Regions from separate parts of the Homo sapiens genome. Here region 1 is linked to region 2. The links are chromatin loops, found by intact Hi-C in ENCODE. Cell type or tissue: A673. All regions are shown on one strand.

Evidence for each region. Hi-C counts contacts between places; a loop is a spot of excess contacts. Peaks named below come from ENCODE experiments on the same cell type or tissue, not always from the same donor. Only the 100,000 strongest peaks of a DNase experiment are listed, where the experiment ranks them.
Region 1: it touches region 2 in a loop (2.2-fold over the local background); 2 of 110 quality-filtered maps call a loop at or near these places.

The regions. Positions count from the first base shown.
Region 1 is chr16:9,310,487-9,312,986 of GRCh38, reverse strand. No RefSeq gene overlaps it. Among named protein-coding and RNA genes, the nearest start is that of LINC02177, 44 kb to the left of the region's middle. RefSeq lists an enhancer at 1,300-1,801. In A673, no CTCF peak of the experiment used is centred here; a DNase peak (open chromatin) is centred at 1,496.
Region 2 is chr16:9,159,090-9,161,589 of GRCh38, reverse strand. No RefSeq gene overlaps it. Among named protein-coding and RNA genes, the nearest start is that of HAPSTR1, 69 kb to the right of the region's middle. In A673, a CTCF peak has its summit at 1,307 (motif pointing left); a DNase peak (open chromatin) is centred at 1,299.

The DNA.
Region 1 (2,500 bases), 150 kb before region 2:
GCTTAGCTGAGTTGAATTGAGTTGGGCTGAGCTAAGCTGAGTTGAGTTGAGCTGAGCTGAACTGAGCTGAGCTGAGATAAATTGAGTTGAGTTGAGCAGAATTGAGTTGAGCTGAGCTGAACTGAGTTGAGCTGAGCTTAGCTGAGCTGAATTGAGTTGAGTTGAGCTGAGCTAAGCTGAGTTGAGTTGAGCTGAGCTGAACTGAGTTGAACTGAGCTTAGCTGAGCTGAGTTGAGTTGAGCTGAGCTGAGCTTACCTGAAATGAGTTGAGTTAAGCTGAGGTGAGTTGAGCTGAGCTGAGCCGAGTTCAGCTGAGCTGAATTGAGTTGAGCTGAGCTGAATTGAGCTGAGCTGAGCTGAGCTGAGCTGACTCAAGTTGGAGAAGGCATCTCTTAAGGCTTCAATCTGGGGGCAGCATGGACCTTGCAGCCAGTGGATAGGAGATGGGCATGGAAAGCAAGGTCAAGAGCCCAGCCTGCCATCCTAAGAAGCTGTCTGGTGGAGGAGTGAAAAGCAAGGACCTGGGAACCAGATTACCTGCTTTATAATCCTGGCTCCACCATCCAACAGCTCTGTAACCCTGGGCAAGTTACTTAACTTCCCTGTGACCCAGTTTCTTCATCTACAAAATGAGGATAATAACACCTTCTATATCATAAAATTAAGTGAATTAACATTTCTAACAATCCCTGGCACAGATCTCATTATTATTAGTTTTTCAGGGGACAGGAATGGATGAGCATACAGGGACTTGCCTCAACTGACCCTTAGGGCTTCCTGAGCACAGGAGCCAGGTCCTTCACATGCATTTCTCAGCTAATTCTCCCAAAAACTCTTGAAATGTCTGTTCAACTCTTGTTGATCTTTTTGCTTTTGCATCCCCAGCCCCTTCCCAGTGCCTGGAAGGAATAAATGAACAACTTCATGAATAAGAGGAAAAAATATTTATTGTTTGCCATGCAATAGGCTAAGCATTTTACACACATTATTTTAATTATTTTAATGTGCACAACAACTCTATGAGGTCTAGGTGCCATCATTAGACCCCTTTTTACAGAAAAACAACCTGAGGTTCAGAAAGGTGAAGGAATTTTCCCAGGGGTGCACAGCTTCCAAGTGGCTGAGCCAAGATACAAATTCAGACGTGCCAGGCTCTTGCCCTCTATAACACTGCCTCTGTGAATCAAAGTGTTTGGTCCCATTTTACAGGTGAGAAAGCTGAGGCCAGACAGCTTTAAGCTGCTTGGAGTCAGTCTCCAAGTTTCTGTTCTCTTTCCTGCACCCCAGCTGCTCCACATACTGGCCTAATGCACCCTCACCCAACTCCCAGAGACATGGATATTGTATATTCCTTGCCTGGGGGTTCCTGAGGGTGTTTCAGAGGCCATGTGCCTAGAGCAAAGGCATAACTGTAGTGACAAGTCTTGAGCTGGTGAGACATGTGCGCTGGGGGAAACAAGCCCTTCCCCCTGACAGCTTTGTTAGTCATGACTTGCTGCAATGCGCAGTGGCACTCCAGGAAGCCGGGCCTCCTTAACATTAGGAAGCTGTAGCTGCTGCCTCACAGACTGGCTGCAGAGCCAGCTGGCTTCTGCAGCTGCCCATCATCCTGCCTGCCCTGTCTACGGCCCTGCTGTCTTAAGGATTTTTTTCTTTCCTGCTAGAAAGATTGACAGGGCCCCTGAATCTTTCTCCTTGACAACACAGGCTACAGTCAGGACTGGAGACAACCTGGGCACAGGTCTTGCTGCTCAAATATGACACCTTCCAAATGTTGAAACCCTAACTATGCCCAAGCTATCTTAGACACATACAAGGCAGGAGAGTTTGGAGAGTCAGGGTCTAGTGGAGCACAGGCACAGGGAGTACAGACATTCACTGAGCATATTCTTCAGCTGCTAACATAATACCTTGACCAGCAGGTCCTTTACATCCATCATGTTACTAACCCTCTGACCATCGAGGGAGGGTGACATCATTCCATTTAAGGGATAGGGAAAGCAAGGCCAAGACAGGTGAGCTGACCTTCTTATGATCACACAACCATAATATTTGATTAAAATGTGCTGGAGAGATCATGTAACAATAAGCCCAGAGGACCCAGACACAAAGTCATCAAAAAGAGATGCCTTTGCGTATGTTAATACCCTCATCAAGCAGTGGTACTCTTTCCACCCTGGCCCAGCCCTGCCTGTCACTCCCATGTTAGATTCTGGAAAAAAACAAGTTGGGAGCCAGTAGCACCTAGCTGCTGGCTTTTCTAACTCCCAGGAGTTGGGCTTCTAGATTCAAATCCTGACTCTGTCCCTCACCAGCTGTGTGCCCTCAGGCATGTTACTTAACCTCTCTGAGCCTCAGCTCCCTCTATTGTAAACTGGGCAGTTTAATGAGACTAATGCTTGTGGGAGTCTCAGGCCTGGACTCAAATGCTCCATGCAAAGCTCTGAGCCCAGTGCTGCGGATGGAAGGAGGGAGCTACTCTGATTTTCATCACGATCCT
Region 2 (2,500 bases):
ACCCCATCTGTAAAAAAAAAAAAAAAAAATTAAAAATTAGGCAGGCGTGGTGGTGCACACCTGCAGTCCCAGCTACTCAGGAGGCTGAGGCGGGAGGATGGCTTGAGCCCAGGAGGTCGAGGTTGCATGAGCTGTCATTGTGCCACTGGACTTCAGCCTAGGCAACAAAGCAAGATCCTGTCTCAAAAAATATTAATAATAATCCATGAGACCCAACTGGAGGGCTTGTTAGGGGCCAGTTGCTTGCCCCCCAACCCCACAGTGTGCCTTTCTAAGACGCTGATGTTGGTGGTCTGGGGACCGTGCTTTAGAAACACCACCCTCACGTGGACCTGTCCGTTATCTTTTCTTTCATCCCCGTTTTGCAGAGAGGGACACTAAGCATCATGGAGCTGACCACGTTTATCACCACCCAAGACCACGTAGGCAGCCGTAGAGGCAGTCAGGCAGCCTCGCCTCTCGGCTTCCTTTGAGGTTTTAAAGGCTAAGAGGGTGTCATTTGTGGGTTCTCAGTGTCCTAGCCTAGATCCATGTGACAATTTTCTTTTTTTTTTTTTTTTTTTTTTGAGACGGAGTCTCACTCTGTTGCCCAGGCTGGAGTGCAGTGGCATGATCTCGGCTCACTGCAACCTCCACTTCCTGGGTTCAAGCGATTCTTCTGCCTCAGCCTCCCAAGTAGCAGGGATCACAGGCGTGCACCACCACGCTCGGCTAATTTCTGTCATTTTAGTAGAAATGGGGTTTCGCCATGTTGGCCAGGCTGGTCTCGAACTCCTGATCTCAGGTGATCCACCTGCCTCGGCCTCCCTAAGTGCTAGGATTACAGGTGTGAGCCACCGCTCCCGGCCCACGTGACCATTTTCTTTCTGCCTGGTATTTGCCAATGTGCTTAATGAGTCTGCGTTGAATTAAAGAATGCCCTGGCTTGCCCCCGCCCCCATGAATCCCTCTATAAACACATACGTACTAACCAAAAAGAAGGATAAATAGAACACACTGAAACGCCAGGGTGACAGCTACCTGCAGCACTGGCTGAGTTTTCATTTTCTTCCATCTCCTGAGAGAAAGGAAGCCACTCCCTTTCTGGGAATATGAGCCCCCGGCTGACTCCAGGCGGCTCATCCCCCTACCTTCCTCTGCAAAAACGAACAGGGATTTAAGCAGCAGCAAAGACACTCGGAGGTCATCTGGGCCATCTCCCAGCATCTCCTGTCTCCTGTCTGGGCGGCAGCAGGCGAGGCTACCTGGGTCCTGAGACTCCCCGAGGACGGCGATCCCCTGCTGCCCCCTGCTGGCTGAATTGGTAATGGCTGAGAAGTGAACGCAGCTGGGAATGCAGGAACTTCAAAGTCTCCGGTCTCTCTGACTCGTAGTCTCCCCGCCTCCTCTTGAAAGATTCAAGTTCCCCTGGAAGATGAGCCAGCCTTTCCAAAACTACCTTCAGTATCTGCACTATGCCTGCCCATTCACATTCATATTCTCCACTAATTCCCACAATTGTATTTCTGAGAGAGAGACCTTCAGTATCCCGGTCGTTCACCAAATGTTCCCTGGGTGCTGCAAGGAGTCTGGCTGTGTATGAGTCCAGGAGTTCAAGACCAGCCTGGGCAACATAGCAAGACCCCACCTCCACAAAAAATGAAAAAATTAGCCAGGAGTGATGGCACTCAACTGTAGACACAACTACTAGGGAGGCCAAGGAGGGAAGTTTGCTTGAGCATGGGAGGTGGAGGCTGCTATGATGGTGCCACTGGTACTCCAGCCTGGGCCACAGAGTGAGATCTTGTCTCCCCCCCCAAAAAAGAATAATATTCTGTAACACGTGAAAAGTATACAAAATTCAACTCTCGATGTCCATATATAAAGTGCGTTTTTGTTTTTACTTTTTTGTAGAGACAGGATCTCATTCTGTTGCCCAGGCTGGTCTCAAACTCCTAGCCTCAAAGGATCCTCCCACCTTGGCCTCCCAAAGTGCTGGAATTACAGGCGTGAGCCACAGTGCCCGGCCTCCAGTTGTCTCTGAAGTCTCCTTTTTCTTCTGGTAGACCAGGGATCAGCATACTTCTGTAAAAGGAGAGTGAATATTTTTCATTTCGTGCGCCATGCAGTCTCTGTCCAAATGACTCAACTCTGCTCTTGTATCTAGAAAGCAGCTGTAGATGATATGTCAATGATGAATGTGGCTGTATTCCAATAAAACTTTATGTATGGGTCAGGTATGGTGGCTCACACCAGTAATCCCAACACTTTGGGAGGCCGAGGTCGGGAGTTCAAGACCAGCCTGACCAACATGGAGAAACCCCATCTCTACTAAAAATACCAAATTAGCCAGGCATGGTGGAGCCGGCCTGTAATCCCAGCTACTCAGTAGGCTGAGGCAGGAGAATCGCTTGAACCAGGAAGACGGAGGTTGCTGTAAGACGAGATCGCACCATTGCACTCCAGCCTGGGCAACAAGAGCGAAACTCTATCTGAAATAAAAAATAAAAAATAAAAAAAT